Linked DNA regions of Mus musculus: regions 2, 3, 4, 5, 6 and 7 are each linked to region 1. A link is a loop called in an ENCODE intact Hi-C map of the cell type or tissue named here. Cell type or tissue: left cerebral cortex. All regions are shown on one strand.

Region 1 (4,000 bases):
TATATTTATCATATATATGCTATATACCATATCCACATATATGTGATTACTAATAAAATCTTGTGGGTTTTTTTTCCTTCCTCAAGATGGATATGAGAAAACCCAAGATGAAGGATGTTAATCTTTGTGGGAGTCAAAAGTTCTAGACTCCCTGATGCAAAATGATTCTTTTCTTTGACCTGTACCAAACACAGAGCGGAAGCAAGCCCAGTAGAGCATCTCACTAAGTGCTATTTTTAAACACACACACACACACACACACACACACACACACACACACACACACACACACGTGTGGAAGGACCACTTTATAAAAAAGCAAAGCTTTTCACACTCAGTCATTATTGCAAACTAATCTAATGCGTGGGTGTCTTCAAATTTTGGAAAGCCAAGAAATGTACCTGAGTTGACTTAGCAAGTGTCAGAGAGAATTGAATTGCATCTTTATTTCTAGGGCTGTCACTCACTGCTGTGATATTTTTCCCACATGTGAGACACCATTAACTTTTAGTTTCTTTTTGTGGTATTTTTACAACAGTCTATCCACTAACTCCAAGTCACCAATGACTTTGGAGGCTGAGTAAAAATCAGGTCCAGTTCATTTGACTACTGTGGCTGAGGACATTGCGACTTCTCCTTGTGTGTCTAGGGTGATGGCATTTGATTGGCTTTGAAGAGCCGTTTACCACACAGTATTTAATACCCACGCATTCTGTTTCTCTTACAAGGTTTGTTATTCAATTTTGCTGATAGTATTTTTCCTGCATATGGTTTGTCCCAAATGCCCTTTGGTTTTTTGTTTGTTTGTTTGTTTTGTTTTGTTTTGTTTTTTAATACACATGTAAAAGAGTATGAAGATAGTAAGGTACCAGGGGTTGGTTTGCTACAGATCTAGATCCCAATTAGAACCCTGGGCTGGGGAAAAACAAACAAACAATTTGACTTTTGAATTTTTCATATTTCATGGCTCAACTCTCATTCGCTGTGTTTAGGACTCATTCTGTCTCCAGCTTGATGGGCTAACACTGTTATCTGATGCTAGTCCAAATCCACACTTAAAATAAGCAATTCGTGTTCTCATATTGGTAAACGACAAAGGAAGAGATGCTCAGCGCACCTACAGCATCCTGACATCCCTTGCCAAGGCTACGCATGTGATGCTGCCTTCCCCTTCCCCAGAGGGAGAGCGTAATTTCATTATCCATGAATCAGCGCCTCTTAGACTGTACCACCCTTGTCAGAGAGGCTAATAGCACCACTGTTTAGCTAGCAGCAGAGGAGGAAGGAGGGGGAAAGCCCGGGGGCGAAGCACAGGTCACTGACATGGTCGACAAACTGGAGAACAGTTCTGACACTGCAGGGGAGGCCTCCCTCCTATGGATAGCTTTCCCATAACTACTGACAAGCAAGAGTTGGTCCGATTCCCTCAATAGCAATGCAGGGATCTGGTTCCCCGAGCCTGTTACACTCTATTTCAGAATCCTGACCACAAAAAAATAGTAGCACTTTTAACGAAAACATTACAGATGACTTGGGCTAATATCGTTGAGTACAAATACTTCAAGTGTTTCTTATCTATTTTTACTGCGTTAGGGCTTGCTCTGTGTCTTTGGGTATTTATTTCTCTAGCTCTCAATACCAATGTAATGGCTTTTCTTTCTGGTACCACTGAGAAATATGAATATACATTCATATATTTGATAATGTGGATGATAATTATACCTCATAACAAAGTTAACAATCAGTATGATGCACAGAGAAACCTATGCTGCCAATAAGTTCACAAAAGACAAAAACCAAGACGCTAAAAATGTGCGAACAGCTGTAGTTACTTGGACTAGCCACTAGAGGACAGTGCTACTCTATAGAAAGCATCATTGCCAGTCTCTGCTTATATAGTTGAAGCACCAAACCAAGTTTAAAAAGAAAAACAAACAAACATACAAACAAATGGTTAATAATCTTTGGAAAGATGTCATGTCAACATCCTTGGAAGGTACAAAGTCACTTAAAATGATTATATGCTGCATAACATTGCTTAAAATTCTCTGGCACTGAGCACGCCTGCTTCAGCACAGTGTGTACCGGGGTTAATAAATAAAGGAGAAACAAACACAAAACACAAATCACAAACGTTCAGTCCAAAAGAATGGACTCCACTTCCTCTCTGTTTTGAGAAAGCATTTAAAGGCAGAGAGACTCCTGCAGCCATGGGTCTCCACGGAACATTTCAACAGGTCAGAAAGCTCCCTTAACTGAGGGAAACCGACCAGTTCATGTAAATTTGCAATTAAAAAGGAATAGCCAAGGATTCTTCTCCAATACGCAGTGCATTTTAAATGCTTATATATAAAAAGTAGAAGCATGGCATACAGTCTACAAGTGCCATGGGCAGATACAAGGACAGTCATTTCTGATCAGGAGGACACTTACCACCTGGCTTTTCTGGGCGACACAATAGTGCAGAAACAACTCTCGCCTTAGGTTGCACAAATTGGTTGCACAAATTGGTTCTCGGGGCATTCTGACAGCTGGAGAAGAGCCCTTAACTAAGGAAAAACACGTGTTGCCAATCCCCCCCACCCCCCTGCAGTTTCATGCCCAGAATCAAAAAGTGTTTTATTATTCTAAGGCATTTGTCTGGCGTCTTATCCTTCAGTAAATCTCTAAGGCATTGAAAATGAGCAGCCTTCAAAATGTTGGTCATTCATTCAATCTTACATCAGTTTAACACACCAAGTGGTGCTGAGCCTAACAAATACTTTTCAATAGAGCAAACAGGTTTTATACATTCCAATGGCATACTTGGAAAATATGCATATATATATTCCAAGTATGTGTATGTGTGGAATTTGTTCCCATGATACATAAGGCAGAGGATCAAGTAAAAGAAGAGAAAGGGGCCTTTTCCACTTCAACAGTGCATTTAATTATTACAGTCATCTTCATAGTACAGATAATAATGAGGCTGACCAAAGGAAAAAATTTAGATGGAATATGTATTTACTGACAGTCTAGAAAAAGAAAAAGTAAAATTACAATTTCACTGAAGAGCATCTCAGTGGGTTTGGCCACCCAGCCCCTGACACCGTAAGATGTGTCTGCATTACTGATCCACTGGGGCTCTGTGGCCATTTGGCATTAATAAATGTATACTCGATGGTTAGTCATGGGTAAACATATTGCACTTGTGATACTTTCCTGAGCTACTGCCTGGCCTCATCAAAGCACCTTAATGGCGAGTCCCCTCGAAATGCTGCTCTTCTTTATGCTTAGAAGTATGACTTTAAGAATCTGGATCCCCTGCTATCATTCTACTTCACACTGACTTGTCTAGATCTTTCCCTTTCAGCCTTTGGAAGACCTCCATCCTCTACATACATTAAAAAAATGCTAGTAAGAAATAGCCATTCACTTTTTCATGGCTTTTATTATTATTATTTTTGCAGCGACTGTTCTGAAAGACTAGGGATGGGGTCAAAGATGGGAGGCCTGGACGGTCAGAAAGCTGAACCGTCCTTAATGCAGAAAGCAAAATCATTACGGTCCGCGTGCACACCGAAAGTGCTCATCTGAGAGGACAAAACAAAACGGGGTGGCAAAAAATAAATATATTTCTCTGAAACCCCATAAATACAGAGGGCGTGATACCCGAGCTGCAGTCGACAGACTTTCACCAACGACATAAAAAACATGCATGCAGCGTGCAGGCTGCCAGGCCAGTTCTGTACAGAATTGTACTGACGGATGAGTTACAATACAGATGAACACGGAGACACAGCGATGTCAACAACAGCAAAGCAAAGACAAGCTGTCACAGTCAGTCTCCCCCCCACCCCACCACCCCCCCTTTCCATGCTCCATGTACCAAGGTGTTACCAGGAGCATCCTTTGAAAGGAGAACGTTGGGGAAGCATGTGTGTGTTCAGATAGCTGAATGAAGTGTCAGTGCTTAGGGGTCTGGTTTGTGTGGAACACATCACAGGACGCACAGGACAGT
Region 2 (4,000 bases), 500 kb after region 1:
ACAGCTATACTATGCCTCAGGTCTGAATCTGCATAGCAACTAAAGATCCACACAGGAAAACCAGGGCTCTCAGGCTGTGTCACTTGATTGCGCACTAGCCAGTAGCACATCACTGGGCCATCTAATTGGTGTTGGGTATCCCGCTTATGCGATGGGAAACTTATCCCAGTGAAATAAATATATTCATTGAAAGAAAAAAAAAAGGTATTTTCAAATACATGCAGTACTCCCAGGCCTTAGCCACTTGTGAGTGTTTATTAATGTTGAAGATGTTTGGAGCTATAATTAGGCCAGCACGGGGTTAAGCATGCAATAGTCTGCAGCCTTTTATTTGGCTATGTTATTGGTACCCCTGGGTTTCTTTTTATTTAACCATAGCAGGTTTTTCCTATGTATGCAGAGACATGCTGGTTACCCTTAACTTACAATTCTATGGAAAACAGCATTCCGACTCTTGTGCATATTTTTCTCCCATTGTTTAAGAAATATATAATACAGGACTGTTTTGGTTGCAGTACTCAAGTTACTATTTTACAAAATTGGGCAGAGAATGCTTTGAATCTCTCAGTGTAATGATATTTTCTTTTCAAATACTATTGTTAACATTTCTCCAAGGGACCCATGGAAATGTCAGGATTCACATAGATTCATGAGCAAAGATGACAGTCAACAATGTTTTTATAAATCATCATGGCAGAAACTCCTTCCTGTGAATCCCCATTGTCAATGTGAATCTCCTCTGAATTTGGAAAGCCTCTCATATATTGCCTCTTGGTAAAGGTGTGATGTTGTGTCTGGGATTCCTGCAGTATTTAGATTCCAGATTCAAGCCATCATCCCTTACAGGATGTGGAGGGCATGTTAATTATTTAAAAAAATCATATTGTTTGTGAAAGGGAGAAATGCACAATACTTCTTAATTTTGTGTTTGAATGTTTTGCTTATGTACCATATGTATATCTGCCCTCTGAGAACAGAAGATGGCATCATATCCCCTGGACCTGGTATTATAGATGGTATGATCCACTAAGTGGCTGCAAATAATTGAACCCAGATCCTCTGCAAGAGTAGCTAATGCTCTAACCGCTGAGCCATCTCTCCAGTCCTGATGGATGATATTTAAAACAAACCGACAAACAAAAAAACAGTGACAATGAAACTTTCAATACCATTTTACATTTTGAAGCTCTTTCTTGAGATTATTGAGAAGCTCATCAACTTTCTTATCATCTCTCTAAATTATTGAAATGTTCTGAGGACAGGTGGTAATGGCGCATCTCTCGCTCTTGACATTAAACTGCTATTTCCACACCCACTCCTAAAAGTTATTAATATAACAAATCAAGGATATAGTTATGGTGGCACATTATTGCAAACCCAGCACTCAGACTAGACGGGCACGGATCCTGAGACAGAGTATTATAATAAATTCAAGACCAGCCTGTGCTGTAGCTTGAGACCCTGCCTCAAAACAAGCAAAAGCAATTGAGAACATGAGTCATACCTTTCACTTTGTGAAAATATGTCTACTTGCTTTGGAACCTGATTGTGTTACAATCATTTAAAGTCTCTTTCCTACTACACCAGATTGAAGTGGTCCTTCACTCGTTCAAATCAAGTACTTGTTATCCATTTTTTAAGGGAATAACAGTTTATTCTGGAGGCATTTTGAGTAACTGTAGTCTTAGGAACACAGATTTGTCTTGTCCCAAATCCCATTATCCAACATGGTTGCAGTTTCATGATGTTTTATAGCACAACAAAATTCATAATCAAGGCAAGTTTTGAATACATTGATGGGCACATTAGGAAAAGAAAAGCAGTTACAGAAAGATAGGGGAAGCATTTCTATAGGCCCAATATACTGTCTGATGACATCCTTAGCTTTGATTGGGTTGGAACTAGGATCTGATAAGTTAATGGGTTCTGTTTTCTGCCTTCTGAAAATGACATTTAAATATAAGAGAAAATATATGTAGCTTTTGTTTTTATCCCATTGGAAATTTCCTTTGTGGTGGAATAGCCAACATCAACTGGGACTGCTGCACCTTGCTTGTGTCTCAGTTTGTGAATGCATTAGGGATGTCTTCCCTGCGGGCTCTCTGCCATAACATCCATATGAGGTGCCAACTCTGCAGTTTTGTACTCCATAGGCAGAGACTGCATCTGCCAGATACTCAAGGAGAAGTGGGAGTGGATTCCAACAGTGTTCAGAAATGTTGGCAGTCACTCTACATCAGAAAAAAGTGAGGCAGAATTGTTCAGAGGCAGAAATATCGTTAATCTATCTGGGATTATTAATGGCTGTGCTGACTAGCTAAGCAACACTATGATGTCTTCACAATTCAAAGAGCACAAAAAAATCAAGCCTTTTCCTCTGCTTGAGTTATAAGATAACATTCATTATGATAGCCCATTCAAATTATGCCTTATACCCCAAATATGAGATGTATAGAATATTCGCAGGCACTTCTGCACAGAATGAATCTTGCTTTTAAATAAAAGCATATTTTAAGACTCCTAATTAATCATTTTGGTCTTTTCTTCAGACAAGCCTTGGGTGTATCCTTGAAGTATGCCTCTGTTTTCTTCTCTGAAAAAAATAAGTCTAATTTGAACTTTTTTCTCCAAGCAGCTTTCCTTGAAATTTATCAAAAGCAGGCCTCACAAAAGGGAATTCGGTGCAATAAATTAAATGGAAAACATAATTAGATCAGTTTGATCTTAACCAAAGCTGAAGACAGTGTGCTTTCTCTCTCCCACGGAGAGATTGTCTGTGAAAAAAAAATACTTCCAACTTTTCTGTCCTCCACCATTGACTGACATCTTTGTTCACCCCAGGGTCATATCTTGGACTTATCAGTTAAATAATTATCAATTATATAATTGGGAATGTCATGCTTTGTGTTCCAAAGCCTTAGGAACTCACATTTTAGCAAACGAATACTAATGTGGCCTGTTTTCTCTTTGTTTCATTTTCTTTAAGCTTTTCTAGAGGCTTAGCCCAGCTTCCTCAAGATAACTTAGTAGGGGTCTCCTGTGAATTTTCTTTGTTGCTGAGACCCTCCTCAGAATACTATTCTTTAGAAAATGTGACTTAAGTATCTTTGTGAATGAGGAATCCTAAGCTTTCTTATCTCAGTTGCCAACAGAATCTTGGAAAATGGTGCCTTTGTTTTTTAATCAGAATCTGGGACTCATTAGCAGGTTTTCAGGATTCTATGACCTTCCAAATCAGTGGTTACATCTTATCTAATGCCGTGACCCTTTGATACAGTTCCTCACATTACAGTGACCCACAACCACAAAATTACTCTTGTTGCTACTTCATAACTGTTATTTTCCCATGGTTATGGGCTGTAACATAAATATCTGTGTTTTCTGTTGGTCTTAAGCATCCCCTGTGAAAGAGTCCTTTGACCTCCAAAGGGGTCATGACCCACAGGTTGAGAACCAAAACTACTGTTCTAAGTGTTTTCTTCACATTAGAACACAAGGTTTTCCTGCCTCAGTTCAGAAATTTACATCATACCCTACATGTTAGTGGTTGATTTTAAGTGAAACATCAATATCTGGAGAGCTAGGTTTTTTTCAACTGAGGCATAGCATTTTAATCATCAAATGAAGGCTTTTATACTCCCACAATACTGCCCAAACAATAACTCTTCTACTGCTTGCTTAGGAATTCCTCTGGAGGTGCACTGGGTTACTGCCATGTTGTTTGAGACAGGGTCTTTCCATGTAGTCCTGGGTGCACTAGAGCCTGCTATGTAAACCAGGTTGGCTTTGAACTCACAAAGATCCTCCAGGCTCTGTCTTCTAAGAGCTGGAATTAAAGCTAAGTGCCACCACACCTGGCCTGGATATTTTCTTTTCTTTTCTTTCTTTCTTTCTTTATTTTTTTTTTTTTTAATAACTAACCTGCAAAACGGCAACATGAGGCTATTTGTTACTCTATGAACACCAACTCTACTTCATTCTTTAGATTACAGGGAGACCT
Region 3 (4,000 bases), 260 kb after region 1:
GATGTTGAATATTTCTTTAGGTGCTTCTCAGCCATTCAGTATTCCTCAGTTGAGAATTCTTTGTTTAGCTCTGTATCCCATTTTTAATAGGGTTATTTGGTTCTCTGGAGTTCTTTGCATATATTGGTTATTAGCCCTCTATCAGATGTAGGATTGGTAAAGTTATTTTCCCAATCTGTTGGTTGCCATTTTGTGCTATTGACAGTGTCCTTTGCCTTAAAGAAGCTTTGCAATTTATAGGTCCCATCTATGAAATTCTTGAACTTAGAGCATAAGCTATTGGTGTTCTGTTCAGGAAAATTTCCCTTGTGCCCATGTGCTTGAGGCTCTTCTCCACTTTCTTTTCTATTAGTTTCAGTGTATCTGGTTTTATGTGGAGGTCCTTGATCCACTTGGACTTGAGCTTTGTAGGAGATAAGAATGGATCAAATTACATTCTTCTACATGCTAACCTCCAGTTGAACCAGCACCATTTGATGAAAATGCCATCTTTGTTCCACTGGATGGGTTTAGCTCCTTTATCAAAGATCAAGTGACCATAGGTGTGTGGGTTTATTTCTGGGTCTTCAATTCTATTCCATTGATCTACCTGTCTGTCACTGTACCAATACCATGCAGTTTTTTATTACAATTGCTCTGAAGTATAACTTGAGGCGATTTAGAAAGACCAATTTCCAAATTCATCTGGAATAACAAAAAAAAAAAAAAAACCAGGATAGTGAAAACTATTCTCCACAATATAAGAACTTCTGGTGGAATCACCATCCCATTTTCTTACTTTATGTAATATATTTATTCTTTTCTTTGAAAATTTCATATATGCATATGATGTATTTTGATTATATCTACCACATACCTCCTTGCTTCCAACTTTCCCTGGACAGATCAATATGTTCCTTCCCAAACTTCATGTCCTTTCTAAAAATTAAACAATATCAAACAACCAAAAAAAAAAAAAACCAACAAAAACAAAAACAAAAACCTTATCGTTGCTGATTGGCACATGTTGAACCATTCACACTGGACCACTGGAGCACAAGCAAACACCCATGACCTTTACCACCAAAGATAAATGTTTCTCCTTTCCTGTAATGTGCATTATATTGGTTAACTGTCTTGCATTAGAACTCACTGAGAAACTGCGTTGTCAGACCCAAACCTGTTTGTTTCAAAGTGTTCCCCTAGGCCCCTTGGATGGGGACCAGCTGTTCCCATGCCCTTGAAAGAGAAAAGAAAGCAGAAAAGAAAGACCAAGAGCAATTAGAGTGTGTCCTTAAGAACATATAAAAAATAAACGATTTCTATCAGAGGTTGCTATTGCTTAGCCCTCCATATAAAAATTACCTACAGTAAAAAATAGAAGCCAGAAATTCAGCCTTAGGAGGCTCATCCCATGGACAGAAACTGTGATCATGAGCTCCAGCTGCCTGCTTCAGCTTTCCCTGTTTGTGTCTATTGGACATTCCATGAACATGATTTGATAATACTAACTCCCCAATCTGCCTACAACTCTATCAGGGACTCTAGCTGACTCTATCTATCTATCTACCTTTCTATCTATCTATCTATCTATCTATCTATCTATCTATCTATCTATCTATCTATGTGTGTGTCATATATTTATATTATATTTTATATATAAATATATCTTTATATAACATAATATACATAACATACTATATATTATTTTAATATATAGTGTTATATATATACATACCTATCCATCCTATCTATCTATCTATCTTCCATCCATCATCTATCTACCTATAATCTGTGCCCTGATATTTGTTCCTTTACCTTAGTTTGTTGTATGCTTAATAAGATCACTCAAAGACAGAGTGTGGGTAGAGTAGATTGTCCATACAAAACGGCCCCCAGTGGGTACCATTTCCAGTAACTCCTCAGCTGCATGTGGGGCCTTGTGAGACACTCCTACATCCGTGTCAACTACTCACTCACATGCGATAAAGTAATGGCTTCCACTTGAGAAGACAATCCTGAGGTGCAGAAAGCAACCAGATGCAGCGGTTTGGGTCTGGGTTTCATGACTCAAGTGTTTTAATCGTTCCTTCATCTTGCTTTTCTCTTTGCTGCTTATGTAATTACTCCCCCTCTCTTATTATTGGAAGTATTTTCACTTAGAGATGTTGAAAGTGAAAATTACATGGAAATTCTTAGTGAAATTCACTGAGGAATGAGGGACTTTAGGACAGGCTTGCTAAGCCTGCCTAGTGAGGTTCTCTCCCACGCTCAGGCTCCAGACTTCCAGACCTTTCCCAGTATATTCCCCTGTGGCTCCATTTTCAGCCAAAAAGCCTACATATTTACTGTCCACTGAGCTGTAAAAAGTAACATTTCTTTATTTTAATTATGGTGTTTAGTTCCTCTACATATATGTTATATAACTCCCACATAGAATGACTCAAGAGATTGTCTTGGAGGCCACTGGGTGAGTTCCAGACTAGCTCCTACACAGAAAAGGAAAACAGGACCCCTTAGAGCCTATACATAGTTACCGAGTTTCCCAACCACAATGAGAAATGAGTCATTCTGGAGCAATTTGGATCAGCCACCCAAAAGGCAGATATACACTTTAAAAATTAACCGGAACAGACTTCAATGAGAAAACTCTTGCCTGCACAAGGCTGTGTCACTCAGCTGTGAAGGACCCAGCACCCCCCACTGCTGGATGTAGGTTGCTGGGCCCTTGTGCTGGAACGCTGCTGTGGCACTGTGGAGAAAATTGCCATTTTTCCCTGTGATCAAACACCCAACAATAAATTCCATTAAAATCCAAGAGCCCTGAAAAGGCTTTTTCAGGAGAAATCAAAACAAACCAGAAAAAGACCTTGTAGACAAGAAAAGAAAAAAAAAATCAATTTTAGGTTAAAATCAGTCTGAGGGGAGTAGGAGAAGAGGAAATCTTTTAAGAAACCCCTGGGGTGCCTCCTCTGACTATTGGCAAACATTTGGTATTATTTAAAATGTAGGGTTGCCTGCCAGAGTGAAAGGTTCAGTGTTTTGCACCCCTATTAAGTCTTTTAGCAGTGAAATGCTAAAACTTCTGGCACTATAAGAGCCTGAGCTGACTGAGGAGGGGAAATCAACCATTTTCCTTAAGTCAAGGCACCGATAATATTTGTTCTGTCTTATTGATGTTGGTTTCTCCCCTTTAGTATGATTTGCTATGTAAATTCATTTGCAGTCCAAGCATTCTCATAGTCTTCTTTGGTAAGCATTGGTAAAGGCATGTTGGAGATCATTTCTAGACTACACTCTCCTGTTTATACAGCAATAATTAGTTTTCAGTTTGGATGCCCAGGCCTCTCCCATGACATTATCAGAATGCAGAGTTTCAGAAGTTAGAGTGACATGAGTTGAGGCCATTACCTAAAGCACCTATTGCAGAAGCAGTCACCGTCATGTGCATTTTTTTCTGAAAGCCTCTTGTTTGGGAAGCAGCTGCATATTTCTTTTTTCCTCTGAAATAATAGAGAAAGGGATAGTTCTTCCTGAAAATGCTCCATGACATGCAGAAGACCTAACATCTGGTACATCCTTTTGTAATGTACCTTCAAGTCCTTTCTTCCAGCCATGTGCCAACTGTTGCTTGAGGGATGCTACATGATGTCCACACATTGACCAGATAGATATCTGCTGCATGTCATGTAGGTAGCATATAAGGCTACACAGGACCCATCCCCAAGAGAACTGCTTATAAAGACGATGGGTGAGAATGAACCTCTTTCCACACTGTGCTCTCTCCCTCGTTAGTCCCCTCTCAGCAATCTCCTATCCTGTCAACTACCTAGCTGCTTTTCTTTGTTGCCAAGAATTTTCTTGTCTTTGACTCAGTCCACATGAGAAGTTCTCTAGGAATGTGCCCACTCTTTCCCTTTCGCAACAGGTCAGGTTAAGTCCTAGGTGTCCAAGACTCTATTTCCAGTAACATATAACATTGTGTGTCACAGTCACCACACATAAAACCATGGCTCAGTAG
Region 4 (4,000 bases), 500 kb before region 1:
CAGTTGTCTGCACTTGGATTGGCTGTGGCTTTCTGTAATGATCTCCATCTGCTGTAAAGAGATGTGATGAGGGGTGGGAACCACCCTTATCTGTGGCTATAAGGACAGAGATTTTGAATGTGACAAGGGATTCCGCTGGCTTAGTGAAGTGGTGGTGAAGCTCGCTCCTTGGCTAGCCTGGCTGGCCATGGATCTTGGGTGGTTGCTTCCCCAGTGTTGGGATTGCAGATATGAACAGCCACACCCAGCTTTTCCGTGTACTGTCGGGATTCAGACTCAGGTTCTCAAGCTTCCGTAGCATAGTCTTTACTGACTGAAACCTCTCTCCAGCCCTAAGAATGTTATAATATTAGACTTATTGTTAGACTTAAAGTTATACATTAAATCTCATTTTGGGGGGTACCCTAAAGCATGAGAATTCTTTTATTCTGAATGACATATGCTCTTCTTGATAGGATGAGGGTGGACAGAACCTCTTACTCATGCATATCGGTGCTACACACATACAGTCTCTATCTCTTTATGATCACCCCTAATTAGTCCATTGAAAGATAATTAGCATTTGTTGTCTCTGAGTTACGGTGGGTAAAACTGAAGCACACTGTTGACTCTGTCATCTTAGTGGGGAATTTGAAGAAAACATGTCACCATTATCATCTGCTTTTCTTTTCGTTTTCAGTTCCAAAGAACATTCGAGTCTCTCAAAAATGTTTCCAACAAGTCCGACCTCCAGAGAACCTACCAGAAGCTCGGGAAGGAGCTGGAAAGCCTGGATTATTTGGCCTTCAAACGCCAGCAGGTAGGAAAATAAGAGCAATTCAGGCTTCCCGCTGTCCCTCCTGTAGGAGGTGCAGACAGGTCGAGAAACTTACCTTCTAATGATTGGGGCAGAAATAGCTTGTGTCGATCGCCCCGTGTTCATCTCGCTACCTACAGTGTACAGTGCGGCCCTGGCTTTTAGATGGGTACTTTAGGGGTTTCTGCACACGTCCTTTTATTCCTTTAAAAGGAGATTCCTGCGGTTCTGTGAAGGTCTAACTACCCTTTGGTAATGACGTCTTAGCAGCACAAAGAGCTTCTAGGACGGCCTGGCCACATGGCTTTTGTATTTGGTAGGGTATAACCAAGGGGGAATAAAAAACCACCCAAAGACCAGGAAAAGCGTCTAGATGAACCTGCAAAGTGAGGACAGAGACTCACCTGTTTTCAACAATAGCGTTTGACCTCCAGCTTTGCTTTTTGATCTTTGAAGATGAGTAAAACCTTGTTAAATAAATGTGCAAGGTTAAAGGGAAGGATTCTTAACAAGTGCATGCCTCTTGGCTTGCTTGGAGAGTCCCAAGATAATCCCGGAGACAAATCAAACCTTTGTAAGATTGCTTGTAGGATCGGTACTGTCCACACTCAGTCTTCACAAGGATATAGTCCGTGCATCCTGTAGACCACACCGTCGCAGTGGCTGGCCATCCTTTTCAGGCAGAGTCTGGTTGCAGTTCCTGTATGGCCACTAGGTGTCAGTGTCGTCAAGCTTTTACTTTGTTGGAAGGCTTTCTTGGATCAGAGCAGTCCCTCAGCCGGTTAAATTAGGTTGCGTGAAAATGGTAGCTGGTGTCTAGAATCGCGGCTACACGGTTGACCTGTCTGCAGAGAGTGCAATCGTCTCGCTGTTGCCCGATTTACAAGTTCTGGGCCTTTGGTATATGGATTTTCAAAGCAGTATTTTTGTTAAACCACATTAAGTCTATATGACATGGCTTAGAAATTAGCCCAAGAATAGAATTGTGTTTCTAGGTTCTTGCTCTATCATAGAGGTGGAAAAAGTTTCTCTTCAAAATTGAGTATTTAACCTTTCTGTGGCTTTATTTCTCTAAGAGTTACATTTTATTTATTTATTTATTTATTTATTTTTGATTTTTTGAGACAGGGTTTCTCTGTGTAGCCCTGGCTGTCCTGGAAATCACTCTGTAGACCAGGCTGGCCTCGAACTCAGAAATCCGCCTGCCTCTGCCTCCCACTGCCCTCCTAGTTACATTTGTGTTATGGAATATTCTAGATGAGGACAAACGGACTATCTCCACAATACTTTATACAGAAAAAGAACATGGTAAGCATTTATGTGTGTGTGTTTTTCTTTTTCTTTTTAAACTACTGTTGGCCTGGGTGTTAGCAGACATAACACAGGGAGCCAGTGTTGCCGAGAGCTGCAACCACAGTCAGTTCCCGGTTCCTGCTGCTCAGCGCTCACACCATGGATCTCCGCTTTGGCCTTGAATAGTTTCAGCTCAGTTTTGTTCCCAAGATCCTATTTTACCACCATGGGGCGTTTGAGTTGACAGACCATCCTCTCCCCCGACCCTTTCTCATTAGCGCGTTTCCGGTGACGGTGATTAGATTCTAGTACTTCCAGGGCGGGCGAGCAGAGCTCTGGGAGGACCGTACTGAGTGAGGACAGGTAACGTGTGAGGAGTGGAGAGAGCGAGCCCGTGGTGCCTGTGAACGTGTGCATGTATGTAGACCATCCTTGCTGCTGCCACGCACTGTGGCACAGAGTAGGACTAAACCATTTTTGAACCGAGTCACTAAACGTCGTCGTAGCAGTACCGTAGGGTCGGTTTTATTGGTAGCATTTGTAGATGAGACCGCTGAAGAGTTTTGTGACTCTCCTATGATGGTCGTACGGAGGAGAGAAGCTGGAGGAGAGAAGCCCTGAGTCAGCCCGACTCCAAACCGCCCGCCCACATTGCCTGGCTGTGCGGGGCTTAAGCGTCAGAACATTAGCTGCTCTCTGACTGGGTGGCATCTTCCATTCCTGTTCTTTTAAAGCAAGAAAAAAAATCTATTAGGCTCACAGTGAAAAGTACTTTTTTTCTTTTTTCGTCTTACTGGGAGAGATTCAGATCTCTGTAAAACTGCTAATTCAGCAAGAAAACTTCCTTGTAAGAGCTGGATACAGAGATTTCATCCGTGACAGTTTTTTTTTTTTTTTTTTTTGGGTCCCGTGCTACCCACCATTCTTTGCGGCAGCAGAAGCAAGCAAGGTTGATTTGCCACCTCCTTGGTGGACCCTTTCCAGTCTTAGTATCTGACCATGGCAATTCTCTGACTGGCGCAGTTACTGGGCATGCCCAAAGTTTTGGCCTCAGATTGCGGGGCATTAAAACTAATGAGTTTGACTCACTTTGAAATGCAGGTGGGCATTATCCCTTCTGTTCTTGTACACAAATGATAATAGACTGTTCTTTGCGTGATTTCAGGCACTCTCCTAATTTATTTTATTCCTGTATCCATTTTGGAAAAAAAAAAAAAGAAATGACTAACATCACCCAAGCTCTTAAGTTACGGTTGGCAAGTCAATCAATTATAATAATTTTTATGGATTCATTCATTAAATTTTCTTTTCTATGAAATATTTATATGCATTAACTCTACTGTATATATCTTTTACAGAGATTTTATTGTAAATATACACATTTCTTTAGAAAATTTAAATGCTACAGAAATTTATTTTACTTGAACACAATGATTATATTGTAATATCCTTGATGGAGAGAATTCTTTCTGAGCAATAGGTTGTTGTGCCTTGTTTTAATTATTTTAAAAATATTCCTTAAACTGTATGGAGGAAGATATTGAATATATTTATGCATGTGCACGCTGGGGTATATGTGCGAGGTCAGAGGACAGCTTGTAGGAGTCGGGTCTCTCCTCTCACCACGAGGCTTCCTGGGATCCGGTTTGCACCGAGAGCCTTGAGCTGCTGAACCGTCTCATGGCCGTTCCTTCTTTGAACCTGTGTCTTCTGAGAACTTACTGCGTACTGTGTCCTAAACACAAGCGGTCTTTGGTTGTTCCTTCCTACGGAATGAATGCTCACACTGGAGTCAGATCAGATGAGTCCATGTCTTCCCACGTTCAAAAAGAGCAATGTTGGAAGTAGCGTTGGTGGACAGAGGTGAGAGAGGCAGCTGGGATAGAGGAGGGGTGGGCACACCAAGATGGA
Region 5 (4,000 bases), 1.1 Mb after region 1:
ACTTCTTAATGAACCTAAAACACCTTCAGGTTAATTTGGACTAGGGTATTCAAATAAGATATTATGGTGCAAATTATTTTAAATTCTATTTCATTTGATTCTTATCAATTTGTCATAATTTAGCTTACAAACAATAAACATATCACACAGCTAGATTAAGATCGCCATTCAAATACTTGCCCATTCTGAACTCTTATAAATATTAGTAAACTACACAATTAAAATATACATTGATCATTAAGAAAATATTTAATAAAAATATACATTGATCAAAAGTTATATAAATGATCAAAGTTTCTTTTGGTTCTCCATTCTCACTATCAATTATATGTCCATATACCTATTATATAAAATTATTATGATAAATTTGAAACTAGAAAAGCAATTAATAAGTTGTTTTACATTACATTTATTTACTTTTTCATAGTTCATGTATCCTTTGATTGCTCTGTCCCTACCAATCACTTATCACTACACTTTCTTTGTGTTCTTTATAAAATATTATAGTGCTCTTACACTTACAGCTGTTTGCATGTAAACACTTGTACCATATAGGTTTGGATTCACACATGAGGGAGAATATCCAGGTTGTTAATTTGGCTCACCTTAATATTTTATCTTCTAATTCCAACCACATTTCTGCAAATTTCATGACTTCATTTGTTTTACTATTGAAAAATATACCATTTTGTATGTAACACATTTATATTTAAATTTTAAGTAGCATAAAATAAAAAAAGTTATTAAGACTAGAGACAGAAATCAGGATTTCCCCATCAGCATTTATTTTTTTTTTTAGTGTCATAATTATGATTGACAGGAAATGAATTTAGGCTGAATAAATGTTAAAGGTAGCTAGATATGGTGGTACAAGTCTGGAATACCAGTACTTGTGTAATAGAGAAAGATAAAGAGTTTAAGGCTACTGTATAGTGAGTTGAAGACCAGTCTAAACTACAGGACACACCGTCTAAAAGAAAAAACAAAAACAAACAAACAAACAAAAAACCCCATAATATCAAGTTTAGTAAGAATTCTCTAGAGTATGTTTCTGAAATTATTTGCTTCTGTTCTCTGTTCTTTTCTGTTAGAGTACATTATCCATGAGTAGTGGAAATGCCTGGGGAACCTCTATAATACATATCTATGAATATCTACCTGTCAATGAGAACATTATAGGGGCTGGAGAAATGGCTCAGCAGTTAAGAGCACTGACTGCTCTTGCAGAGGTCTTGAGTTCAATTCCCAGCAACCACATGGTGGCTCATAACCATCTGTAATGGGATCCGATGCCCTCATCTGGTGTGCCTGAAAACAGTTACAGTATACTCATATACATAAAATAACTAAATAATTCTCTGAGAGAGAGAGAGAGAGAGAGAGAGAGAGAGAGAGAGAGAACATAATAAGTCTTCTGAAATTTCCAGCAAAATTTAGATATTTCTGATTTTTCTGACGTGTTGTATTCACTGCTGGGGCCTGGGACTGATGCGATATACTGAATAACTTTGTGAGTATAACATCTTTTCCCTTTTAAATATTATGAAACTGGTTCCTCCAGGATAGTATGAGCCACTGAAGAGATATCTAGAAAGGGGAGGAATGGAGAATGGAGGTATGGAAAGATTCACACAAAAATGTTCTAGGTTCTGTAATGCTTTCAATGTTTTGGTTGGAATATGGAGTCAGAGTTGACTCACACCCTTAGCATCCTCAACTCTTAGCCCTATGGTTCCCTTCACCGTCTCTCTGAATAATTATTTCTTCTAAATATTACTTTTAAAAACGATCACTGGTCGTGTTGAATTAGAGTCACAAACTGTTAGGAGAAAAGGTTTTCTTCTCTAGCTTCCATGGCTCATTTTCAAAATCTTAATCATAATGGAACATCATCCTCTCTGGCGTTTTATGATGACTCTAGATAATTCAGGACTGTGCAATAGAAATCAAGAGAATCTGGATATATGCTGACATTGTTCCATGCAATCCATGCATGGATGAAGGGTCGTATGTAAAAAACTGGTCATTTATTTGAGTGTTGTCTAAGCCCGAGCAGCCTCGGAAGGACATTAGTGGACTGTCTGTTAAATATTAGGCCCATTCCCTACAAGCACGTTTTTGGTAGCGACTGTGCATTTTCAAGTTTGAACCACAGAGAAGTCCAGTGAACAGATGTCTTTGTCTTTCTGCCAGGGATGGCAGTCCTGTTACAGCTTAACAGAAGGCATTCTTGGCCAACACTCATCTACAGACATTTCACTCATCAGGATCAAGCTTAAAGAAAACCCATTTATTTTTAACTATTTCTCTTATGTGTGATGTCAAGAAGTCATTTACAAGATTATAGATTTGTAAAGGAAGAATGTGGGAATGTCTCATCTTTTATCACTTTGAGGATTGCATAGCCAGAAATATTTAAAAAAAAAAAAAGCATCTCTATTCTATAATGTGTGATTAAGTTTGGAAAATAAAATTGGATTCTAAAATAAAATGAACAATACTTTTGGAGTAGGATTTAAGCCTCTGATAAACCTATTATTTTTTTATTATATAATTAACTAATTTAATTACCATTTATTACCTTGTGCTTAAAATGATATAAACTTTGAAATGATTCTAAAGAATAAAAGTAGCTTTGCTGATGTAAATAAAGGTTAAGAAAGTGAGTACAGTTGGCCTGGAGAGATGCCCTAGTGGTTAAGAGCACTGGCTGATCTTATAGAGGATATGGTATTTGATTCCCTGCATCTGCATGGTGGCTACAACCAACTGTGACTCCAATTCTAGGAGGTCTGGTGCCTCCTCTGACCACTGAGCTCTGTGTGCGTGTGGCACACAGACATACACATTCAAGTATACATGTACAGACAAAATAGAATGCTTTTAAACAACAATGAAAAAAGATGTGCTGGAAATAGATGGCAGATTAGTGCTCAGAAGTAGTTAATGTTTTTTATGTTTTAATTTTTTCTCTTTTTATTAGATATTTTCTTTATTTACATTTCAAATGGTCCCTTTCCTGGTTTCCCCTCTAAAAACCCCCTATCCTCTCCCCCATCTCCCTGCTCACCAACCCACACACTCCTGCTTCCTGGCCTGGGCATTCCCCTACACTGGGGCTTAGAGCCTTCACAGGACCAAGGGCCTCTCCTCCCATTGATAACCAAGTAAACCATTCTCTGCTACATATGCAGCTAGAATCATGAGTCCCATCATGTGCATTCTTTGGTTGGTGGTTTAGTCCCTGCGAGCTCTGGGGTTACTGGCTAGTTCATATTATTGTTCCTCCTATGGGGCTGCAAACCCCTTCAGCTCCTTGGGTACTTTCTCTAGCTCCATCATTAGGGACCCTGTGCTCAGTCCAAAGGATGGCTGTAAGCATCCATTTCTGTATTTGTCAGGTACTGGCAGAACCTCTCAGGAGACAGCTATATCAGGCTCTTCTCAGTAACATGAAACTGAAGAAGAAGGAAGACCAAATATGTGGATTCTTCGATCCTTTTTAGAAGGGGGAACAAAATACCCATGGAAGGAGTTACAGAGACAAAGTTTCGAGCAGAAACTGAAGAATGACCATCCAGGGACTTCCCACCTAGGGATCCATCCCATATGCAATCACCAAAAATGATTCTTTTCATTTTTATTGGTTATTTTATTTAGTTACATTTCAAATGCTATCCCCCTTCCCAGTTTCCCCTCCACAAGACCCCTATCCTCTCCTCCTTTCCCCTGCCTCTGAGAGTACTCCTCCACCATCCCACCCACTCCTGTCTTAGTGGCCTAGCATTCCCCTATCCTGGGTCATCAAGCCTCCACAGGAACAAGGGGTTCCCTTCCCAGTAATTCCAGATAAAACAATCCTCTACTACATATCCAGCTAGACCCATAGTTACCCACTGTATACTCTTGGTTGGTGGTTTAGTCCCTGAGAGTTTTGGGGGGTTTGGTTGGTTGATATTGTTGTTCTTCCTATGTGGTCGCTAACCCCATTCAGCTCCTA
Region 6 (4,000 bases), 190 kb after region 1:
CCAATTCCTGACACTATTAATGATAGTCTGTTATGTTTGCAGACAGACATCCAGCAAGGCTGTCCTCTGAGAATTTCCACCTAGTATCTGACTTAGAAAGATGCAGAGACCCACAGCCAAACAGTGGATGGAGAATTCTTATGGAATAGTTGGGGGAAGGATTGAATGCCCAGAAGGGGATAGGAACTTCATAGGAAGACCTAGTCAACTAACTTGGACCCTTGGGGCTTCCAGAGACTGAACCATCAACCAAAGAACATATCAGGCCTCCCTGGGCATAAGGACAAAGGGCTGGACCAGAGCTCCCTGCTCATATGTAGGGGATGTGTAGCTTGACCTTCATGTGGGTTCCAAACAACTGGAGCAGGAGCTATCCTAAAAGCTGTTGCCTGTCTGTGGGACATGTTGTTTGAGCTGGGCTGCCTTGTCTGGCATCAGTGGAAGAAGATGTGCCTAGCCTCTTAGAAACTTGATGTTCCAGGGTCAGGGGATACCCAGGGGAACCCTACTCTCTCAGAGGAAAAGGGGCTGGGGAAAAAGGACTGGGGAAGGGGTGACGGGGAGGGGGATAGTAAAGTGAATAACTAATATAAAATGAATAAGTAAATAAGAATTTTTTTAAAAAGCAAAAAACAGAAAGGAAGAAAGGAAAGAAAAAGAAAGGAAGAAAGAAAGAAAGAAAGAAAGAGAAAGAAAGAAAGAGAAAGAAGGAAAGAAAGAAAGAAAAAAAGAAAAGAAAAGAAAAGAAAAGAAGAGAAAAGAAAAGAAAAGAAAGGATGGACAGAAAGAAAGAGAAGGTCACCAAAGGGGTGCCTACATGTGCTCTTTTCCCACAGGACTCATGTGTATAGAACCCCATGTTTTGTGAACTGGTTCCATTTTCACACTTGATGTTGGAATGCAGATGAGCTTTGCTCTTCTGCCTGAGTGATGCAGGCAGATTTCTAAGCTCTTGTGCATAAAGGAAGTCAGTTAACCAGATGGATTGTGTTGTGTTGGCATCTATAGTGTTTGCTTCTTATGGCTTTAATTTTCACTTATCTATTGAAATTATTGATCTTATTTTAAAAACACTACTGAGATGTTACTAACATAACACATAAGTTTTCTCTTGGAGGTATACATTTCCTAGATTTCTTTTCCAGTTAGTCCACAGAGCTGTCCATTTATCATCAGATTCCTAATATCTTCCAAACTAGAAATATGTATTCATGCGCATACATGCAGACACACACACAAACACACACACACACACATACACACACACACACAATTTCTGGACTGTATTATAGCTGTATTTTGAAATGGTAGCAGGTTGTAAGAGTTTAGTTCTCATCAGCAATATTTCTGTTTCCACTGATGGTTTTACCATTTTTGCATTGTTAGATAGTAATTATAGAGATATACAGAGATGATAGTATACAAAGAAGCTTGTCCTCTTTGCTGCTTCAAAGTGTCTTATCCACTGCTAAAACTTTCAATTTTGATGAAGTCAAATTAAGTACACTATATCAATATTGTTAGATATGAGTTATGCTTGTCTCTTCTGTCGATTACGGCGATTTTCTTCAGAGTTTTCTAGAAATTGTATAATTGCAAGATTCACATGTAGGCTTATAATCTATTTGTAATTAATTTTTTATGTCATCAAAGGTGGGATTCAAGGTTTTATTTGCTTATTTATTGCCTATAAACAATTCTTTCACCCTTATTCGTTGAAAATACTATCATCTCCAACCACTTAAGTGACACGTTTGGCAAGTATGAATGGATCTGTGCGTATAAGCATGCCTCTGGTCTCTTGGCTGGCTTTTATTGATCTCAGTGTGTACCCTCTTTTAACACAAGGTTGTCTTCCAAGTGCGCTTTTTAGGAAGCATTGAGATAAGTGTTCTTTCTCTTCTCACTTTATTCTTTCTAATATTTCCCTGTAAATTTTAGTATGGATTCGTCAATATCTGCAGAACTACTACAAGAGTAGATTAGAGGGTCACTAAATTCCAGACTATAGAGAATGGATGTCTGCGTTAGTTACTTTTCTATTACTATCATAAAAATACTACAACCAAAAGCAACATAAGGAAGAATTTATTTTGGCTTACAGTTCCTGAGGGCTAGCTGTTCTTAATGGAGGGGAAGGCATGGTGGCAAAAACAGGAAACTGAGAAATCATATCTTTATCTATATGTAGGAAGCAAAGCGTGAACTGTAAGTGGGGCAAGGCTATAAACTCTCAAAAGTCCACCCCACTGGCATAGCTATTCCAGCAAGAATATGACTTAAAAGTTCTATAATGTCCCCAAACAGCTCCACCTACTGGGCTGTTCAAACACATTAGTTTATTGGGGACATTTCTTTCTATTTTTAATTAATAAAATAAATTAGATAAAACATTTTAATCTATAGTCAGTATATAATATTTAATAAATAAATTATTTCACAATTAAAATAAATAAATAAAATAAAATAAATTAATTTTATCTTTACACTGAAATTTTCCCTTCCTTCTCTCCACCCAGTGGGGAAATCCTCTGGAAGAAAGAGAGGCAAGATCCACCATCTTGTTCTTTGCTATCTACTAATGGAAAACATAGGTCTACAACAAGATGTCATTTCAGTATTTTGTGTGTGTGTGTGTTGGGGGGATGTGCTCATATACGTGTGGATGCATGAATGAAAACCAGAGATCAGTTTCAGGTTATTCAGATTATTCAACATTATCAGTATTTATCCATTTTTTTTTAATGAGAAAAGGTCTTTCTTTTAACCTAAGGCTTCCTAATTTAATTAGGCTAACTGACCAGCAAGTCCCAGCAAGTCCCAGCAAGTCCCAGCAAGCTTCCTGTCTTCAGATTCACAGCACTGGTTTACAAGTGGATAGCTACCACCTCTGGCTTCTTTTCCAATGCTGGAGAGAAAAAGTATTGGGTCAGCCCCCTTTCAACAAGAACAAGGTTGTCCCTCCTACCCTTGTGAATGAATGGATGATCTGGGTGCCGGGGCTTGAACTCCAGATCTTATACTTGTGAATCAAGAACTTTATTGACTGAGCCGTCCCTCCTCTTTGTCTATTTTTGTATATTTCCATGTATGCACTCTAGTGAGGTCCTTCAGTGTCTTGATTACTTAGGAACTCTTAGGACAGTGGGAAGGACTTTCTTTCACCTGGCACTCCGCTATATGCACCTGGGAGAGCAACCAAACGAGGACATTTATAGTCAAAATTTAAGGTTCATTGGATTCAAAAGTCTCAACATGTATGCGATGTTATCAAGGACTGAAGCAGAAGCACTAGGTGTGGTTCTATCGCCTTTTTGGAAGAGATTTCCCAGAAGTCAGTGCAAGTCTTCTTGCACTGGGCATGGCTACAAGAATTGCTTCATATACCCAGAGATGCACAAATGGATCCATGCTTTAAGAACTCTGGAGGCTTTAATCTTTAGACCCTTGCCCTTGATGCCAACAGAGGCTTCTCATTTCGAAAGTCACTTTTACAGCTTGGTTCTCCCACACATGTTTGGCATAAACAAGGTGCTGATACCTTTGAAGCTGTGGATGAGCTGACAGGACTCCATGGCGAGACGTGACAGTGGGAAGCACTGTCAGCAATTTGAAGAATTGGACTGACACCATCAATTTTTCCTAATTAGAAATTTGGACTGTTGTCATAGAAGCACTTGACCTGTGAGCTCAGGACAGTGGGGAGATATCTGCTCATTGTGTACCTAATTTTATTGTCTTCGAGGCTGTGATAAGCTTATTGTTGTTTCCCCAATCAAATACTGCAGCAGAACAAGCAACAGCAGAATATTTATTTACAACAGGGACAGGAGTATGTTTTTGGCTCTCATTTTCTAAATGTCGCAGTGTATAAAAATGGCATTTCCCTGAGCCACCTGTATGTAGTTTCTGGAACTTGTGGTCAGTCAGACATCTTAGCAAGGAGATATTAATAAAATGATTAGGTCTGAGCTGCAACTAGCAGAATCCTAAGTGGTGT
Region 7 (4,000 bases), 670 kb after region 1:
GGGGAGGAGCCTTTGAAGTGGCTCTTGAAACCTAAGGTTTCATCTCAGCCTTGCATCCCTGCTGTGACAAACTGGTTCACAAGCAGTGCTGCCAACTGATCTTGGACTGAAAACCATGGAGATCATAGACAAGAATAAATGTGGTTTTTGTGGGGTTTTTTTTTTTTTTTTTTTTGGTTGTTGTTGGTTTTTTTTTTTTTTCATTTTCTTTTGCAGGAATTTTGTCACAAAAGCTGATAAGCTCATTCACTTTTCTGTATTAGTAAAGTAACAGTATTTCCCTATAAGAGAGTTCAATATGTCTGCCTCTTGGCCATTTGTTTTGTCTCGTTTTTCGCTTAATGTGTGTCTCTCAATAGTTTGGTAGTTTATTAGAAAATAGACAGATTACATGGGAAAAAATAATTAATTTCCCAAATTTGAAAAGTTCCATTCAAAAACAGAGTGAATCTCAGCGTAAATTATCAGAGATTTCGAGAAATAAGTATAGCTACTTTCAGAAATATAGATATTCATAGCTTGTACTGCAGGGTATTCATGCCCTTGCAGCATCCATACTGACTGCAATGTGGTATATTCATATATTAAAAGCACTTGTACTCCACAGGATATGAAGGATTAAGCTTCCAGGAGGAATGATTATATTATTTTGTATATACTTGTTGGATGTTAGCACTCAGAATTTGAGTTACTATAGGACATTTATATACAATATTAGCAATTGTAAAATTGCCTTTATTTTATGTCTCAACATTGCAATGCCATTTCTCTATTTTAAGCAGTAATAAGCCTAAGGGGAAATTAACCAAATGCAACAATAATGAAAAACATGCCTAATAGTTATTGAATTTTATATTATTTATATCAGTGACTCTACTCTAATTGATTAGAATGTCAAAGGAACTATAATTGGGAGGGAGATCTAATTCCTGTTTTAGGTATACCAGCCAACAAAACAAATAAATAAAAGTAACAATTGCAAAATTGAAATGTGAATATTCTATGTTTTTCTGATTAATTCAACATAGTGAAGGTTTCTCTGGGTATACTCGATGTACTTATTAAGCAATGTGCAAATGCCACTTTCAGTCGCAGAAATGAACCATTTTAACATACTAGGATTACAGAAATATAAGCTACCTGGTTAGTGTACTGTTAGAACCTAGGGTTGGGATTATATAGCTCTGAAAATTATTCAGGAAAGTGTGACTTGAAAATCTATCATTACTAGCAGCTTTTATTAATAAATAAATCAAGAGTAATTACAATAATTTAGTTTTTACCTATTTTTCCAGAGAGAACAATAAGCCATTTTCTTGTTGTAGAGTTTAAATTCTAAAACTGTGTGTTCACATTTTACATAACTCCTGCTTCTTCTGTACCTTGGCAGGAAGTACATATCTAAGTAAAGAACAACAGCAACAAAAAAATTATCTTTGTTTTACTTCATGTACTTAAGTTACAACCTGACAAAACATCAGCTGGTTTGCAATAAAAGACAGCAAGGGGAAACAAAGCAAACAGCCAATAAAATGCTACCTCATGCAGTTGGAGAAGATGGCTCAGTGGTTAAGACAGCCTGCTGCTCTTCCAGAGGACTGCTTCCTAGCTCCTGACTCAGGAGGTTTGCAATAACCTGCAACTCCAATTCCTAGTGATGTGATGCCCCCTGCTGTCTCCCCAGGCCCCCTCAGCAGATGACATACATACAGGGCCATGCGCACATGCACATACATAAAAATAAGTATTTAAAGTTAGAAAGTTACCTTATTATCAATCCAGCGATTGTTTTGAGTATGCGTTTAATTTAAAGAGAATTGTTCATGCTTTGCCTTTACACTTGTGGCCTGCTAATACGATATATTTATATTTAATTTTTCCTGGATTAATTTTTCTCCTCTATCACCAGTGAAGTACTGTAGTTTGTTTATACTAGGACAGAAAAGGGCCTGACCTCTGTGAGCTACCTAATATTTTCATGTCGTCCAATTTATGACCAGCATCCGTTTATTCAAATGGCCACTAGATGGCAGACCTACCACTAAACACAACTTAGGTACAAAGTAAAATTTGCAAGTGAACTTGACTTTAACAGGAGAAGGATGCTTCATTCCACCCTGGCTTCCCTACACTCTGGTTTGTGGGAGGCGTGATAATGACGGCAACCTTGCATTTCCACATTCTTTGAAGGCTAACTATTTGCAGACTTACATGACTTATAATAATCTTTTCAGATCTACAAACACTCCCGTACTGTAGAAACAAGGGTTTCCTGAGGCAGATGGCAATGGCTATTTCTATAGACAACTGTAAGGGAGATAACTTTGAAGAATTCTTGCTTAAAGGGCTCTGGAGTTCACTTAGGTTCTTTGAGATTTACTGTGGGGTAACTATTGATTCTATATGTGATGTGTCTTTTCTGCTTATAACGTATACATTTATGCTTCCCAAAGAAGCTCAGGCCTCCAGGAGCCGTCAGAATCAATTAGAGCTACTGACGCATTCCCTGTCAGCAATGCTGGCTCTCATTTCCTTACTTTCTCACGTCTTTTGGATTCTGTATACTGATTTTTTTTTCTCTTCCCTCCTCCTTTCCATTTTGTCTTTGAAATTCACAGAAACCTCCTATCACCAACATTGAAATAGCCTCCTGATTTCTGATTTTGAGCAGTAGGCAACAGTTCATTTCCTGCTTTTGAGAATAGACCAACATTATTCTAAAGAGCACTGAGCTATCTGTTCCAGAAATTAGAAGTGTGTGCACATTGTGTGTCTATGTGTTCACATACCCTTTGAGTCAAACAAAAAGGTTATAAAATGATCTCCAATAACACTGTAAGCTAATTGGAAGCATAAGGACAACATATAGAGCCATTAGGCCAGATTTTCTAGGCTTTGGAGCAAACATTTCTGAGTTTTCAAAACAAGTTTGCCATTGTGTAAACGTCATGACTGTCTAGCATAGCAGAAGAAAGTAAAGGGGTAAAGATGAAACTTATATTCAACAGATTCTCTTTATTCATGTGCTGGTTAGTTTAATGGCAACTTGATAGCAGCTAGAGTTAGTTTGGAAGAGGAATCCTCAAGTAAAAGTAATGCCCCCACCAGCTTAGTCTGTGGTGAGATAGTACCGCACTTTCCTTTATTTATTTATTTATTTATTTATTTTCTTATTTTTTTATTACATATTTTCCTCAATTACATTTCCAATGCTATCCCAAAAGCCTCCCACACCACCACCCCCCCACTCCCCTCCCCACCCATCCCATTTTTTGGCCCTGGCGTTCCCCTGTACTGGGGCATATAAAGTTTGCCTGTCTAGTGGGCCTCTCTTTCCAGTGATGGCCGACTAGGGCATCTTTTGATACATATGCAGCTTTTCCTTTCTTACTACTAGTGTTCACTGTGGACATCGCCACAGTGGTCCTGGTGTGCTCAGGTTCTATAAGAAAGCATATCATAGAGAGGAAGACATTGACCACACCCCTTTGTGGTTTCTGCTTCAATTCCTATCTGTAGGTTCCTGCCTCGAGTCTCTGATCTGATGTCCCTTAGCAATGGCTTGTGACCTAAATTGTAAGCTAGAATAACCCTTTTCTTGACAAGTTGCTTTTGGTCATACCATTTAATCACAGAATAAAAGCCCAAATACAGTTAAGACAATAACTTGATCCTGCACGCACCAAATACCTCAAGTATAGGTTAAACTGTTTCATAATAGGGGGATGGGAAATTTAACATCCGCTTCTCCTAATTGAGATGTGTATAGAGGTTAACAAAATGACTAAGATATAAGTCATAAGAGCAGATTTTTCCCTCATTCATGAAGCAGTATAGATTGTATAGAACAGATAAAAGTAAAAATGAAAAATAGGATAAAATTCTGAAAGCTCAGACTTCTCGGTAGTGATCACCTCTGTGAATATCCTTCTAGAGACCTTCTGTGTCACCCAAGGAATGGCCTATCAAAATTATTGATCTGAAAGATTGCTTTTTCACA

Evidence for each region. Hi-C counts contacts between places; a loop is a spot of excess contacts. Peaks named below come from ENCODE experiments on the same cell type or tissue, not always from the same donor. Only the 100,000 strongest peaks of a DNase experiment are listed, where the experiment ranks them.
Region 2: a loop joins it to region 1, with 2.1 times the contacts of the local background. A loop is called at or near these places in 2 of 42 quality-filtered maps.
Region 3: a loop joins it to region 1, with 3 times the contacts of the local background. A loop is called at or near these places in 2 of 42 quality-filtered maps.
Region 4: it touches region 1 in a loop (5-fold over the local background); 18 of 42 quality-filtered maps call a loop at or near these places.
Region 5: it touches region 1 in a loop (3.0-fold over the local background); 2 of 42 quality-filtered maps call a loop at or near these places.
Region 6: it touches region 1 in a loop (5-fold over the local background); 12 of 42 quality-filtered maps call a loop at or near these places.
Region 7: it touches region 1 in a loop (4-fold over the local background); 5 of 42 quality-filtered maps call a loop at or near these places.

Annotation. Positions count from the first base shown.
Region 1 is chr10:64,082,744-64,086,743 of GRCm38, forward strand. All of the region lies in intron 7 of Ctnna3 (catenin (cadherin associated protein), alpha 3), which reads left to right. All of the region lies in intron 2 of Lrrtm3 (leucine rich repeat transmembrane neuronal 3), which reads right to left. Among named protein-coding and RNA genes, the nearest start is that of Lrrtm3, 5.5 kb to the right of the region's middle. In left cerebral cortex, a CTCF peak has its summit at 1,836 (motif pointing right); DNase peaks (open chromatin) are centred at 1,294, 1,865, 2,342, 2,680 and 2 more places; H3K4me3 peaks cover 3,475 bases; H3K27ac peaks cover 2,500 bases.
Region 2 is chr10:64,586,181-64,590,180 of GRCm38, forward strand. All of the region lies in intron 12 of Ctnna3 (catenin (cadherin associated protein), alpha 3), which reads left to right. Among named protein-coding and RNA genes, the nearest start is that of Lrrtm3, 500 kb to the left of the region's middle. In left cerebral cortex, no CTCF peak of the experiment used is centred here; a DNase peak (open chromatin) is centred at 2,130.
Region 3 is chr10:64,340,633-64,344,632 of GRCm38, forward strand. All of the region lies in intron 9 of Ctnna3 (catenin (cadherin associated protein), alpha 3), which reads left to right. Among named protein-coding and RNA genes, the nearest start is that of Lrrtm3, 250 kb to the left of the region's middle. In left cerebral cortex, no CTCF peak of the experiment used is centred here; a DNase peak (open chromatin) is centred at 2,439; H3K27ac peaks cover 897 bases.
Region 4 is chr10:63,581,265-63,585,264 of GRCm38, forward strand. Ctnna3 (catenin (cadherin associated protein), alpha 3) reads left to right here. Exons shown (of 18, transcript NM_001164376.1): 5 at 680-799. Among named protein-coding and RNA genes, the nearest start is that of Ctnna3, 130 kb to the left of the region's middle. In left cerebral cortex, a CTCF peak has its summit at 1,513 (motif pointing right); DNase peaks (open chromatin) are centred at 1,522, 2,730 and 3,972; H3K4me3 peaks cover 276 bases.
Region 5 is chr10:65,217,273-65,221,272 of GRCm38, forward strand. No RefSeq gene overlaps it. Among named protein-coding and RNA genes, the nearest start is that of Gm28881, 99 kb to the left of the region's middle. In left cerebral cortex, no CTCF peak of the experiment used is centred here; a DNase peak (open chromatin) is centred at 2,166.
Region 6 is chr10:64,273,035-64,277,034 of GRCm38, forward strand. All of the region lies in intron 9 of Ctnna3 (catenin (cadherin associated protein), alpha 3), which reads left to right. Among named protein-coding and RNA genes, the nearest start is that of Lrrtm3, 180 kb to the left of the region's middle. In left cerebral cortex, a CTCF peak has its summit at 2,322 (motif pointing left); no DNase peak of the experiment used is centred here.
Region 7 is chr10:64,748,883-64,752,882 of GRCm38, forward strand. The region is part of intron 13 of Ctnna3 (catenin (cadherin associated protein), alpha 3); the gene reads left to right. Among named protein-coding and RNA genes, the nearest start is that of Gm28881, 370 kb to the right of the region's middle. In left cerebral cortex, a CTCF peak has its summit at 2,023 (motif pointing right); DNase peaks (open chromatin) are centred at 1,607 and 2,123.